2 separate regions of the Homo sapiens genome follow, and region 2 is linked to region 1. The links are chromatin contacts, found by Hi-C or POLR2A ChIA-PET in ENCODE. All regions are on one chromosome and are shown on one strand. Each heading gives the region's core, a stretch centred on a gene start or an enhancer-like site at or near the end of the contact. The rest is flanking DNA. Distances are from core to core; before and after follow the strand shown.

What was found. A loop is a pair of places that touch in the nucleus more often than their neighbours do. ChIA-PET counts read pairs that join two places held with the same protein, here RNA polymerase II (POLR2A). Pooled maps may share reads with other maps.
Region 2: a pooled map shows a loop between it and region 1 (2.7-fold over the local background). The contact joins the promoter of LRRC63 here to the enhancer-like site in region 1. A Hi-C loop is called at or near these places in 6 of 50 pooled maps. POLR2A ChIA-PET finds 5 or more read pairs at or near these places in 4 of 52 experiments (activated CD8-positive, alpha-beta memory T cell, activated T-cell and activated naive CD4-positive, alpha-beta T cell).

Annotation. Positions count from the first base shown.
Region 1 is chr13:46,122,140-46,130,005 of GRCh38, forward strand. It overlaps LCP1 (lymphocyte cytosolic protein 1), which reads right to left. Exons shown (of 16, transcript NM_002298.5): 16 at 3,784-5,584. The coding sequence ends at 5,452. Among named protein-coding and RNA genes, the nearest start is that of CPB2, 21 kb to the left of the region's middle. RefSeq lists enhancers at 2,232-2,301, 3,312-3,421. Within about 2 kb of position 4,577, at least 7 of the 41 ENCODE cell types and tissues checked have a DNase peak (open chromatin) inside an H3K27ac peak, as active enhancers do.
Region 2 is chr13:46,207,323-46,215,188 of GRCh38, forward strand. It overlaps LRRC63 (leucine rich repeat containing 63), which reads left to right and starts at 4,606. Exons shown (of 10, transcript NM_001282460.2): 1 at 4,606-4,937; 2 at 5,680-5,797. The coding sequence starts at 5,713. LOC107984578 (a long non-coding RNA gene) reads right to left here and starts at 4,530. Exons shown (of 4, transcript XR_001749863.3): 1 at 2,573-4,530. RefSeq lists a silencer at 4,362-4,691.

The DNA of each region.
Region 1 (7,866 bases), core at 3,327-5,826:
CCAAACAGAGGGAAGAGCCACTCTGGCCACATCAAGTGAATACTGATGATCGGGAAACATTCATGGGAAGTTATTTCACTCTCTCGAGTCCAGTGTAAGTGAGAAAGTGTAATTTAATTTAAAAGAGCCTAATTTAGCCTTCCATCAACTGTAGATCTTTTAACGAGACCTTTATTCTTCTAGGACAGCATTTCTCAAACTTTAATGTGCGTAGGAATCTTATTAAAATGCAGATTCTGATTCAGTACGTCTGGGGTAAGGGCTGAGATTCAGCACTTCTAACCGGCTCCTAGATGCCCCCGGTCTGAGCACTACACTTAGAGCAAGCAGGTTTGAACATTGCGACTTATAACAGTGGACCCATGGTGTAGACAAGTCCAGAAATGACTGCTGAATCAACAGTTTTTATGTTAGCTTCCGTATACCTTCAGAATTCAGTGTTTGTGTGCATTCTAATTCTCTAAATGATGTATATTAGATTTCCATTAACGAAAATATATGTTTAAGTGGAACTCTCCAATTCCAACTTGCCAAATAAAATAAAAAATTCCTGTCATTTTACTGACCTGTCTCTGAGTTGTTAATGGTGACATGCTGGGCAATGACTAGGTTACCTGTTTTTGTCCCTGGCCTGATGTGGGTTATTAAATATATGTAGATGTTAGGCATGAGAAAACATTTACGCAGTTTTCTTTTTGTCACTCATTCACAGGCTCAGTTGGTAAACTGTCTTTCAGAAATAGGGAGAAAGCATACTGAGTAAGAGCCCTCTTTGACAGCTTAAAATTTAATTACAGGAATTTTATTAGGAAACTGTCAAAGTGACTAGATTGCATAAGAGGATCGGTCAATGCCTCTAACTTGTTCTGAGCATCAGCTCTGCTTTCTGGATCATGAAATTGGCAGGAACGTACTGGGCAAAACAATGCCAAGTTCACGAAGATAGCACTGCTGGCGTTTACTGCAAGCCCATCTGCACACTGGGTGGAACAAAGAACAGAGGTCAGTGACGACAGGCATAGTAAATGTAAGGAAGGTGGGCCCAGGGCTCATCCCAAGGACTGAGAGCACATGGAAATGTCCCGTGCCTTAAGCCTCAGTCTGAAATAGGCTGATCTAAGGCAGGCTAAGAGTTTACCCGGTCTTTACAATGGAGATCACAACTGTGCTCCCAGGGACAGACTAGGGCTGTGTGTGTGTGTGTGTGTGTGTGTGTGTGTGTGTGTGTGTGTGTGTGAATGTGAGTCTAGGTGAACAAAATCACTAAGTTGACTGATACTTTAAAAGGTCATATAATCCAATGCATTGCATCAGACCAACCCAGATGTCATAATTTCCAGACAGGAATCCATTCTATTCTAAATACTCCGCAGGTAGGTCTATTTCACAACTTATCTCACAATTACTTCTTTCTGTTCAGCATTTCCTACATTCAGGAAACATTTGTTTATAACTAATATAAATCAATTTTTTAAAACTTACGAAACTCTTACTAAAAATCTAGAAATGTCCCTGGTTCTGTAGGGAACAACAGCAAGAGTAAGGCCCAGTTCCTGCCCACTTCTCATTCATCACAACTGAATTCTTCCAAAAACTTTTGTTGATCCTATATTCAGAATTAATTTTTTCCCTGAGGTCCCATGATATTTAATTTAGAAATTTGTTATCGCATTGATCACATTCTGCTTTTTATTATGGTTTATGTGTGCATGCGTGCTGGTTAACACGCTTCTTTAGACATAAAACAGAGAAGTTTGGATTGGCTAAAGCATCTGTCCCAGCTTAGGGTTTTTAATAAAATAACTTGAGGAAACTTAAGAGGATCCATGTCTGACTACCCAATGTGCTATATTTTTGCTAGAGAAGGAACTTGATAAGTACCTGTTGAATTAAAATTAACATTCTGTGCTCAAGAAGTGGGTATAATATTATCCATTGTGGCCTTATTTTCGGGGCAGAAGATTAAAACAACTTAAATATCTATTTAGAGACCACTGGTTAAATGGAGTTTGGTATGCCTATATAGTAGAAGACCATGTACCTGTTGGAAAGATTGAAGTAGGTCTGTATGCACCAATATGAAACAGCATCCGAGACACGGTATTAAGTAAAAAAAAAAATGGAATAAAGAGTGATGTTTATGGTATGCTGATATTTGTTATAAAAAGGATGTGTGGGTGTGATATGTGCACAGAATATTTCTAGGATACAAAAGAAATTGTTAACAGTGGTTGCTGATTAGGAGGGGAATTTCAGTGCAGTCTAGTACAAATAGAAAGAAACAATATCTATAGCCTCTTGATATGTTGGGAACAGAGTGACCTCCTAAGTATAGAAGGTGCAGCAGTGTTTAGGCCAGGAAGGAGCTACCTCCAAGAAGAAGTTGCTGGTAAAGCCCGGACACACAGCTTAGGCACAAAAGCCCAGCTTCCCATCTGCTGTGTGGGTGGGTGGCTCCTCTGCAGGTCAAAGCGTGATCATGCCAAATCGACGGCCAGCTTCTCTGTCACAGCAGCCTAACTGAGGAAGTTGGCTGCAGCAGAACTCCTCTGCATCCCCGCAGTGCACCCCCACTTCTTCCCAAGTAAGGCCCCGCCAAGCTGGAGAGGAGATCTCGGGCGCTGCTCACCCCAAAGATTCCTCCTCGAATCAGTCTGGACATTGTTTTGCACCAATCCCCAAGTCTGACTTTGGTTTATGATCGGGTTTGTTGGGGCTCAGAAAAAAATGAAACCCCAAAGTGTGGCACTTTGGTGTGCAGAGTACTTTGAACTAAAGGAGACTGGAAAGCCTCCAAGGAAACCTCAGAAACAAGGTCTCCCTCTCCGATCTTCTCCTGCCCTCCTGTCTCCTCCTCTTCTTTCTCCCCTGAAGCAACTCGCAGAAAGCAGAATTCCTCTTTCTCAAGGAGGGTCATAGAAACTAGAACCCCTTTCCCCCAAAGCAAGCCATAAAACCCTAGAAAAATTACTCTAACCTTCCCCTGCCTTTCTGTGTAGACAGTGACGGTAAAGAAATTCTCTGACCTACCTTGCCTGATAGTAGGTAATAAGACCCTCATTCCAGGGGGGTCCTGCCCTGATCCCTGGAGGAAAAAATGCTACAGACTGCAGCCAAGAAGAATCGGAACACACAGGCCTTGCTGGGCTTCCCCTTCCATTTATTAGCCTTAGATCACAGCCTTTTGCCCAATCACATTTCTGCCTGGCCGTTCATTCTGCATTAAATCTAAGCATAAAAATGAACAGTTTTCCTTGGATCTTTGGGTTTTCATTTCTAAAAGCTCCCATGTCATGTAAAACTTTGATGAAAGAAATATGTTACCCTTTTCTCTTGTTACCCATCTTTTGTCATAGTATTGGCCGTGACTCTTATGATAGGTGAGGAAAGGTATCACACCTCTTCACTCCTACAAGTTCAGTGTATTTCTGAGTTTGGCTCTCAGCTTTAATTTTATTCCCTGCTTTGCCTAACGGAAATTTATTCTTCAGTTTTTAGCTAAACTATTTCTCCTCAGACTGTTTCCTGTCATAAACTCATGTCTCACCCTGCCCTTCTTTTTATCACTCGTCACATCTGTTATTTTAATTGTTTAACTTCCGTCTTTCCTAAGACAGGCATCAGCTGAGCACAGTGCCTGTTTAGTTCATAGGCACATTCCTAAAACCTTGCACTGTGCCTTGCACATACTAGGCACTCGAACGTGTTGGAGGAATGAATGAATGAACGATTTATAGCACACTGTCAGCAAACTTTCAAAATGAAACATCCAGAGACACCTAATATAGGGAACATTTTATTTGGAAAGATTTTGAGCATCATTCTCTTTTCATTTTTTATTAAGGCAGTAACATTCTTTCTTCCTGGAGGCGGAGGGGGGAAATCATCTGAGGCTACAGTAAGTTCAATCTGAAGTCAAAACCAACCAATTTGTATTCAGAAGCAGCAAAAATACTGGTTATGGGCTGGGAGGAGCCACATGTTGGCTTTCTGAGTCCACTGCCAAGGAACAGATCCAGAGCAATGCATTTCAATTGCTTTGAAAAATGGCTAAGTTCCATTACATACCACCACTAAAGAAGATACCTCATTGATGGAGCTTTTCACCATGATAGAGGGCGTCTTGCATTGGTTCACAATGGCCTGTTGCTTTTTAGCCTTCAGTTGGTTTAGGGGGAAATTGCTCAACCTATGAGACCTGCTCAAATTCATACTGTTCTGGTTTTGCTTTGGAATTCTTTGTCCAGTAAATTAGCTCTTCATAACGCAGTTCCACCATTTCTTATCCAGCATAGATTCATTCTGCCCTTGACAGCTGGCTAGGTGTGTGTGTATGTGAGTAGGGGTGCTATTGATTGGCACATATTGTCCCCCCTGGAGTTTAGGGGTGGCAGAAAGCTTTTATAGTACCAAAAAAGTAAACATTGATAATATGGCCTGACAACAATCAGATATGCTAAGCTCTAGAAGCAAAAGCAAGGTAGGATTGCCTCCAAATGTTGACAGGTATTAGCCATACCACAGTAACTAGATCTAATGTGAGGGCTAAATGCCTGGAGAGGCAGAACCCTAAAGGATGCTTAGTTATAGCTCCATGCTGCCGCCGAGTGGCTTGATGCTCCATTACACCCTCCTTGGATCCAACCTTCCATTAAGGCTGAAGGCTCTAGAGGGCAGAGTATTCAAGATGTTAGATCTGGTCCAAGCCCAAATTCTAGAGTTAAAAGCAGAGGGGTTCTTAGTGGCTGAAAAAAAACAAAACCTGATGACATTTGGGACTCCAGTTTTGAGGAAAGGCTCTGATGATGAGGCTTACTTCTGCAGGCTACCAGAGACTCCTGAGACTTCAACAGCTTGACTGATTTATCACACACTCCAAGTGGCCCAGAGACAAGGACGGCCAGAAGAGATGGGCCCCCCCGGAAGGCATGGTTCCAAAAGTGTGAGGAGCAAAGTCAAGGGAGGCAGGGTAGGAAGAGGGGACAGAAAGAGGGGCTTGCAACAGATCAAATGCTGACCTCCAGGAACAGGGTTTAGGGCAGGTGTGATGTTTCCCCTCCTGGCCCTCATCTTGAACAAAGAAAAGGGAAGCCACATGAAGCTGGTTTGAAAGATTATATCAAAATTAATACCACTGCAGCTTCTATCCTTGGCTAATGGCAAAAGCGAGAAGGGTACCTGGAAAATAACTTCTTTCTTTTCCTCTAGATTTTCGAAGAAGCAAATAAATCAAGAATAGAAACCTATATATAGGAGGTTGGGCCTCCTGCAAAGAATGAAGCACTTTTTGTTAAATACAGGAGAGGCTACTTGGCTGCACTAATATGTGCTTTTTGGAATCTTATAGAGTGTCACCAAGTTGAACTTTGGAATGGCTTGAATCATCCCTGGAGCATCTGTGCCGGGCAGTCAGGAGTGAGTGCACCGCCTCCCACCCAGCCCCATTGGGCCTCACACCCTCTTCATTCCTTTCCCCATGAGGCAGGCAAACACGGTCATGACCATTTTGGGGTTCACTTCAACCAGGTCTTCTGGCAGGGCATACACTCTTGCTCCAATTTTTCGGGCCATAGAGATGGCATATCTAAAAGGGAGAAAAGAGGAAAAATAAGGAGAGCCTGAGAAACACAACACGAATGGGACCCTGGAGGGTCACAGTCACAGTCGTTCCATAGTCAGGACAGAACTCACTCCTGCAGTGGCTGGAGTCAGTCACCAGCATCCTCACACTTTTGTGGACAAATTTTGGCTCAACCAAAGATTCTGACAAAGCATCAGACTTGCTGGCTAGTCTCGTGATCATTATCAAGTGTATTATTTGTCCTTGGAGACCTCTTCAGCTCCTGCCTTTTTTTTAAGTTAAGTTTTTTTTTTTTTTTTTGTAGAGACAGGGGTCTCACTATGTTGCCCAGGCTGGGCTTGAACTCCTGGCCTCAAGAGAAGCTCTTGCCTCAGCCTCCCAAAGCACTGGGATTACAGGTGTGAGCCACTACAGCACGTGCTGCCACTTTTGATACTCACACCAGGAGTATTCTCTTGGGCTACATAGCAGCATAGCAGAAAGAGTCACAGAACTGAATAAACATGTGTGCTAGGAAAAGTTTGCAGACTACATTTCAACTACAGTAACATTTTGACAAGGAACAAAAGAGGAAAAATGTATAATATCCTGACCTTGGCCAGGCGCGGTGGCTCACGCCTGTAATCCCAACACTTCGGGTGGCCGAGGCGGGTGGATCACAAGGTCAGGAGATCGAGACCATCCTGGCCAACATGGTGAAACCCCATCTCTACTAAAAATACAAAAAATTAGCCAGGCGTGGTGGCGTGCGCCTGTAGTCCCAGCTACTCAGGAGGCTGAGGCAGGAGAATCGCTTGAACCCGGGAGGCGGAGGCTGCAGTGAGCCAAGATCGTGCCACTGTAGTCCAGCCTGGGCAACAAAGTGAGACTCCGTCTCAGAAAAAAAAAAAATCCTAGCCTTACACATCAATTTTTTTATTCTTTGTTCCATTCCAATTCTTGCCCACATATATTTGTACTTATTTATGGTACTATAATATAGAGTAGCCAGAGATTTATATTCCATATTTTCACATAGAATGATAATAGCTGCATCAGAACATTTTTGCTCTATTTGTAGATATATGAAGATAAATTTCATTAATTGTAATTTATTTTCAAATGAGCCCACACTACTACCTGGCAGTTCTTTTATTCACCTCGTTTATTATCTAGTGACCTCTTACTATGGTTACACCAGACACTCTTCACTCTACCCAAGCCCACATTTACTACCTCCTGCTCTCCTAAAATTACTTTACTTTTACTTTATTGATCAAATTAAATTAAGAGCATCAGGCATGAGTGGTCCCATTTTTTCTCCTTGTCTCTCTCTCAATAACTTCTTCCATATTAATTATTAACAAAGTAAAATTAATTTTTCCCCATTATAAAACACAGAGGGAAAACGGTCTGAAAATTAAAAGGGAGCTTCAAACAAAATCACACACAATCTTGCCACCATGACATAACCATTCTTCGCATTTTGTGTAATTTCTTTCACCCCTTTTTCTAAGTAATTTTGTATCTCGCCCTCACAGGAGAGTGCTTAGGGGTCTGGGCTCTGAAGTTGGACTTTGAATCTCAGCTGCACAACTGAAAAACTGTATGGCCTTGGCAAGTTTCTTAAACCTAATCACACTCCCCTTGAACATCTGGGCTGAAGGCTTTTTACAATTTCTGGGTCTTCATATGTGTTTTTCCTTCTGCCTGGAACATTCTTCCTCTCTCCTTCACCTGTCTACTTCCTTCTTACTTGTCTTTTCAGTTGAGCTCAGCTGAGCTGCTATTTGCTCTAAAGAGCTCTAGTCCCCTTCCTATCCCTTCAGGGATGCCTCATACTGTCCCTTCCACACCTCTCATCACAATCTATTGTAATTTTAGTTTAATTATTTATTTCTCTCCATTAAATTGTGTTAAACTTTGGCATCCCGAGAGCACAGGTTCCCACTTTCCCAAACTGGGAACAGAGAGAAGGGCTCTGTTGGGATTATAAAGCAGGGATGCCGGGCACTAGATACTTGTATCTTCTAGACCTGTGGTATGAGCTGAATTGTGTCTCTTCGAAATTCATATGCTGAAGTCTTAACCCCCAGCACCTCAGAGTATGACCCTAGTTGGAAAGAGGGTTGCTGCAGATGTAAGTAGTTAAGACGAGGTCATGCTGGAGTTGGGTGGGACCTTAATCCAGTAGGACTGGTGTCTTTCTAAGAAAAGAAGTGTCGCAGAGAAACACAAAGCGGGAAGACAGCCGTGTGAAGTCACAGACACGCAAGAAGAATGCCATGTGAAGATGGAGGCAGAGA
Region 2 (7,866 bases), core at 3,356-5,855, 85 kb after region 1:
AACTGTCAACAGCATACTAAACTATGTGACACTGAAATGTGAGTTACACTTCTAGTTGTCTAGTTCTGGTATAAGAAATACAAATTCTTTACCAACACTCAACCCACAGAATACAATGGACTCTTACATGTCCCGCCCTTACTCCCATACACAACTTTTAGCCTCATGTACTTACGAATAAAACATATACTCAATAGGGCAGTAGGCATAAGCAGAATGCTAGGTTTGAAAAGGAAATCATATCTACTGTTTAAGGTCATATGTTGACATTAGAATGAAGAATAAGTCATTATAAAGCATTTTTTCTCACCTGCGGTTCTAATTGCTACAGGTGTTTGCTGAGGGTTGAATAGAGAGCATGCAGTTCAGACACTTTATTGATATAGTACATGTTCCTCCTAAGTTTAGGACTAAATCCCAGCCAGTACAGGGACTCAGTAGACTCATCTACCAAAGTCCGGTGTGCACATTAGAAAAAAACCTAAGAAAGATCATGTGCATTTAACACCTTTCCCTCTAGCCATTCAAAGGAGCTTCACATTGCAGCCCTTTTTCACCTTTGTTAGGCACACCAAGTGGCCTGGAAGATGCTGAGAACAAAGAGGCTTTCTTCCTTGGGTTACCGGTTGAAATACATCATCGATTCAGCCCGGCTCAATCAATGGTGACAGCAGCTCGCAGACCCAACTCACGTGGGGGAGAGTCAAGGCCTCCTTACAACACTGTACCAGGACTCCTTCAGGCACGAGCTCTCCCACAGCTCCTGTGCCGCCCAGAGGAGTATAAAGACCTGTGACAGAATGTGGGACACTGCCTAGAGCATAGCATTTGTGCCACAGTCTGAGAACTGCAAACTAGAGTTGCCAACATTTGGAGACATTAGGAAAGTTAAATGTGAAATTTTGTGGATAAATTTTGTGGATAAATGCCCAGGATGTATAGCCCTCCAACATTTCAATTAACGTCAACTATCATCACATAAAGCAGGGGTGTGGAGACCGGAAAACTGGGCTGTTTTATTTTAATTTTCTAACAACATCTACTGCGCACTGACTCTGTGGCTGGCACAGAACTAAGCCTCTGACACAGATTATCTCTTTAACTCCTCACAAGACCCTTTGGTAAGTACCATTTTAACCCAGTTTTACAAATGAGGAAACCCTGGGGCTTAGGTTAAGTAGCTGGTCCAAGGGCACAGGGCTGACAAGTGGCAGCCAAATGTGAACCCAGCTGGGTAGAGCTGTGCTATGCTTCCTGTGCTTGAAATTTAATGCAGATGCCAGCATCCTCAATTAATATAACAATTGTGAAGCTAAAATAAAATCAACATTTAAAACAGTGCCTTCCCCATACTAATGTACATTGCTCATGCTAAGCGCTTAATATTAAGGAAACAAATATTATTTAACTTTTTTTGGTGAAGGACACAATCATACAATATATACAAATATCTAATATTAGCTGGTTGCAGACAGTCTAAAATGATCACTGCAGCTAAAAAAAAAACCTCAAAATGTTTCTGAGAATCAAAGGAGTGTGAATAAACAACACTATTCTACCAAAGCAATAAAATAAAAAATTGTTTTAAAAAAAACCCTCAAGTAGTTATAATGCAGATAAGTGTAGTCTTTGGAAATGATTTAAAATTTCATTTCAATGTCTAAATTATAAAGCCTCAAATTAATCATTATAAGTTGTTTTAATAAAGTTTAAAGTTTAGCACCTAGTGAAGTAACTTATGCATAGTAGGTTTCCAATAAATGATTCTGGAATGAATGACTAAATTCATGAAGGCACTTTTGAAAACAGACAGACATTGTCCTTTCCTTGTGTTTGATTTTTTTTTTAATTCCATGATAAAGGTTGCATGACATTTCCTTATTAGTAATTTTTTTAAAGGAATCCCAGGATCTCCAGTTCAAACAAAGGAAATAACTATCACCTTGAAAGACAAAAAGAAATAATTGGCTGAAAATAATTAAAAACAAATGAAGTGTTTGTCTTTACAGTGAGATATGGGGATAAAAAGAGTAGCAGCTTCTTCAAAATATCTTTATTAACATTTGAGAAAATATAAAACTATTCTCTAGGCAACAGCATGAAAACACATGAAATAAGTGGGTACATTTAAGCCACTGTGACTGAAGAAGACATTTCCCCGTACATATAATTAATATAAACAGGTAAATTCAGACCAATAAAACACTTCTTTCTCAAAAGCATTTTAGTGCCCTGTGTTACTCTGGAGACTCAGTAGTTGAACAAATATGTGCTCAAAAATAACTATTCATTCTTTAACAGTACTTAAAAAAATTAATATGAACATAAAAACACAAATTACTCCATTATTTCCATAAGGTAAAATATTAGGTTAAAACTACAATGGCCAAACTGTTTAGCAAACCTCTGTCCTATTTTAAAGGGAAATAAATAAATAAGAGATAGGTCTATGGAAAATAATGAAGTTGTCTAGCAACACTTTTCACATCACTTCCACCATTTCAACAGAACCAACAGCAAATCTAAGGTTCCCCAAGCGTTTCCCACTTATTAGGGAAATCGATAGCATTACCTGCGGGGTGCCTGCGGTTGCTTCTGCATAAGGCTTTTATCTCATTTTAGCAACATTTAAAAAATGCAGGATGTCTATAACCTTGGCACTCATCATTACGCTGGCATCTTTAGTACAATTTGCTAATAGAGTGAAAGCACTGTGGTTCAGTTTGGGAAGCTTCTTCATAAGGTTCTGCCAAACTGCAAAGGGGACGGAACAAATAAATAGGCTGACCGTACATACATCAGAAAAAGCAGACCCTTAAAATCCAAAAGGGAGTTATTCATTATTTCAAAAACACGTTATTTTACAAAAGAAGAAAGAAAATTGAGGGGATAATATTTTCAAAAATATAAGAACTATAAAATAATCTAAATTGAATTTTGTTTGTCCTGTCTAAACTCATCCTATACTGATATATCATTTCCATAGACAAAGCGAGTCAGATGTGTTAGAATAACATATATACATATAAAATATACCAAGCCATGGATTTAATTTTCATAATAACTATCTCATTTGCCTAAATGTTTGGTACTAAGTGGTAGAAATAGAAGACAAAATGTTCACACCTGAGATTACATATTAAACCGCCCTAGGTTTTAGTCTCATACTTGCTAGAAGAAATCTGCAAGGAATGATACCTGGATGCCTGCGGATTCCAAGTGTGACAAAGCATTTTTTGAAAAAGCATTCAGAAGCCTTGCTTTCGACTACACAAAGCTAAGCATAAATTTTAAAGGCCAAACGTCAGTCAGTAAAACTGAATTCCTGTAGTTCTCATGGTTCCAACGATCTTGAAGAGCATAGGTACCTGACTCAATTTACACTGTCATTTTTTATGCTTAAAAATATAAACCTTTTTTCACATTTACAAAATATGCACGATATATATTACTTGAGACTAATCTTAGCCACAGAGCTGCCTTTTATTTTCAGCTTTGTATTTCTGAGAAACTAATGAATCTATGGTGTAGATAACAGCAAAAGTGGAAATAAATTCATAGTCTGGGGCAGCAGTATAATTGGGACACAGTAAACTTACAAGGAAAAGAAACAGTACACTACTACTGTAAAGGAAAACAAGTTGCATAATATTTTCCAGAGTCTGATTACTTTTTTGTTAAAACTTTTCTACTTTTTTCATTGATTGTTTTAAAACATGTTTGCTACTAAGGAGAAAAAGGAAGACATGGTTATGGTGTGAATCTTGAAAGATCCCCAAAGCTAGAAAGATTTATACAGAAGTCTCTCATTTTCCAACTTCTGTTATAAAGTTCCTGCGCTAGTACTTAGAAAAAACCAAACCTGGAAGGAAGCTCTACCTAGTTTACTTTCTGAGTTCGGATTTCCGCATCTATCAGATGAGCTCTTTCTAGTGCTCTTTCCCCCTCAAATCTCCAGAGAAACACGCACATTTTTGCAAACACACACGATGTATCTATGACTGCACACACAGGTTCATCAACACCATGACAGAGGCGACACGTCACAATATGATAACCAGAACAGAGGACGATGACAGTGAGAAATGGGTTTCTTTTATGGCCCGCTTGGATCCCTAATGCCCTTATTTCTACACAATCCAGCCTCAGCCAGGAACTTTAAAGGATCAGAAAGAGAAAACAGGTTGCATGAAAGGAAGAGAAAGAAAACCGAATGCCCGCTTTTCGAGAGCACTGCAAAATTAGCCCCGGGACCCGGCTGCACAAAAGTGCAGCCTTAAAGAATGCCAGCCCATATTCTAGACACCCAAGTAAAGCATCCTGTAATCGAGAGAAAATAATAAATAATAGTGGTCATTGCCATTAAGCATAAAAATAGTAATAACAATTGTCACCACGGCGTTCCGTACAGCAGCTGCGCGTGGAGCCGGCTTCTCCTCCGGCCCCCACGGCCCGCAGCTTCCCCTGCAGCCCCACAGTGCGTCGGAGGAAGGCGAGGGCTCCGCGCGCGCTGCACCGTGGGCTGGGCCTGCCCCTCCCGGCGCCCGCCTCGCCTCGCCTGTCCCGCGCCCGCCTCGCCTGTCCCGCCCCCGCGCCTGCGCGTCAAGTGGCTGGGCTGGCTTAGCGGACCCCGGTTGCTAGGGTGTGTCTCCTTGGCCTCCTAGAGGGTGGGGATCCGTGGTGCTTCTTCGGGAACAGCCTCCTGCAGGAAGACCCTCGCTGGACCTTTACCTCGCTGCCTAGATTCCGAGGAAAAGGAGATAGGAGACGAAAAGCCAGTTGGTTTGGAAAGCGGCCGATTATCCTAAAGGGTAGTGTGGGAGTCCAGCACTTCCATGCCCCTCTTTGGGTACTACGGAAGGGAGATTTCCAGCATCGTGTGGAACATATGACCAGGGAGTACACCTTGAGCGCTTGTGTGCAGTTATCTTTTGGCGGTAAACGGCCCATTTGTGCAGTTTCAGGGTGTTCCCTTCTAGGCTATCAATGGAATAATGCCGTGCCAGGCACTTTTGATGTTGCCCTGCAAACTAAAAGCACATTTTGGGGGTGCATCTTCTCGCATTATTTCTAAACAGTATGAGTTGGGATCCAGCAGCCCTGGGAAATCTCATTATAGTGAAACCCATCTTATTTTAGGATTGAATTGTTTTGGCCCAAGCATAGTGGTTGAAAAACAAGCCATTATAGAAAGAAAACAATTTGTTTGTGAATGGTTAGATATGGTGGGTCTTCAGAGGCTTATCTAATGAAGGCATCTTCTACACATTTCTGACCAAATTCTCTTTCTACATTTATAGCGATAACATTTTGGAGAGAGAGAAAAAAAATGTCATTTCGACTATTCTGAAAAATCAGTATTTACTAGTTGAAATAGCATTGGCAAATTGAACTTTGTACTAACATGGAAAATTGTAGAATGATCCTGGGTAGTAATAATACACATATTTTTAAAATTCTATGTTTACTTATAACCCTACATTTTAACTGGATTCTTTCTATTAATAGAAGTTTTAAAGAATTATTTTCTTACCCTCTTTTTTTTTCATAAAGGAATTCTGCCTGGATTCAGTAGAGTATTGGTACAGAATGATTTTCTTTAAGATGTAATCTAAATTCTTATTATTTTTCAACAATTCAAACATATTCAAAACCTTTTCAATTCTCATTTAAACCAAGGATTATGAAAAACAGCACTTATTATTCATTAAAATGCAAAAGCCCCCACTGCTTCTTCGAAGACCCTTACCTCCAAAATTCACTAAGCTGTCTTTACATGAGAAAAAAACCCATACAGGTATGTGTATTAATCAGATATGTGTATTAACATTTATGTATCTTTCATAGAAATTCCTTGACTTGCACAGCTCAGAATCACAATAAATACACTCACTAATAACTTACAAATGTTTGTTGTCAGGTGATAACATCCAATTCAATTCCACAGATGCATTTACTGATACTTATTGGTGGACTTAGTAGATTCAAGTTTATCTCATCGATAAAATTTACTTGTAACCCCAGAATTGGTACTCAAAGGGCTTTCTCAGTCATGCGTGGATATGTGCAGAGCACTGAAAATGAGTCACCCAACACACATGCCTCCAGCTGAGGTGGAACAAGGCTACCTCTACCTTCTTGTTTCAGCTCTCATATTGTAAACGGGTACTGTTTTCCCTGTCTGTTTAGCTCTATGTTTCTTGAATGTTTGTGCTTTTAGTTAGTGATTTCACTGTGGGCCCCAAGCATAGTGTTGAAGTACTGTCTAGTGTTCCTGAGCACAAGAAGGCTGTGATGGGCCTTACAGAGAACAAGATATGTGTTAGATAAGTTTCCTTCAGGTGTGAGTAGTGTTGTTGGCCCTAAGTTCAATGTTAACAAATCAACTGTTTATATTTATTAAAGTGTCTTTAAATAGAAACAAATATAAAACAAAATTAGTGTTGATCAGTTGATGAAAATGTTGAAACCAGAGGTTTGCAGGAACCTAGCCCCATATTTCTTCCAGGAGAAATGGTTCAGTAATGAGTAATTCATTGTTTGTAGAACAGAACTACTGCAAATAACAAGGACCGAATATATTTAGTGAGCAAAAACAGACCTTACCTGTTCCCTTCATTAGTTACCCACTGGGATACTGATTGTAATCAATCAATCATATAAGTAAATGCAAAATTACCCTGTGATAAGTGCTATGAAGTAAAGATGAGCCACTTTTATAACTATAACTTTATCTAATGCTTAATCCTCTATTTCTGTTGTATGGTTTCTATTCCCTCCTTATTATAAGCAATACAATTAGCATATTTTCTCATTTTCCCCTTCTCAGTTTCCTCTTCCATCTGATTTTAGTTGATTGCAGTTTTAGTGTCAACATTTATACTGTTCAAATATACCTAGTCTATAACTTGATTTATAATGTTAAATTATCATCTTTTGACCTATGGCTATTAACAGTAGGTAACTCAACTTACCTGTAATACTGCCACAATTTCCTCTCCTACTTTCTCTCCCAACTTTTGTTACATGATTTTTACATCATCATTTCTACATTTCTATAATGTTCTGCATTTACAATCTGTTCTGTAATAATACAGTATGCAGATTTACAGCTCAAGGTTACCAGTTATCTTGTAGTTTCTCCATTCATCTTTTGTTTAAAGTTTATCTTCTAGTACAGAATTTCACAACCTTGGCACTATTGACATTTTAGGTTGGATGGTTCCTTTTTTTTGGTGGGGAAAGCAGAGCTCTCTTGCTCCAAAGGCTCTTGACAGAGGGCTTTGCACATAGTAGGTGATCAAAATTTGTTTTTTTATTTCTTCTAAAAAAAAAAAAAGCAGGATACATGCACAGAACGTGCAGGTTTGTTACATAGGTATACATATGCCATGGTGATTTGCTGCACCTATTGACCCATCCTCTAAGTTTTCTCCCCTCACCCTCCACCCACTAACAGGCCCTGGTGTGTGTTGTTCCCCAATCTGTGTTCATGTGTTCTCAGTATTCAACTCCCACTTACAAGTGAGAACACACAGTGTTTGGTTTTCTTTTCCTGTGTTAGTTTGCTGAGGATGATGTCTTTCAGCTTCATCCATGTCCCTGCAAAGGACATAATCTCATTCCTTTTTATGGCTGCATAGTATTCCATGATGTGTATGTACCACATTTTCTTTATCCAGTCTATCACTGACAGGCATTTGGGTTGGTTCCATGTATTTGCTATTGTGAACAGTGCTGCAATAAACATACGTGTGCATGTGTCTTTATAGTAGAATGATTTATGTTCCTTTGGGAATATACCCAGTAATGGGATTGCTGGATCAAATGGTATTTCTGGTTCTAGATCCTTCAGGAATCCTTATA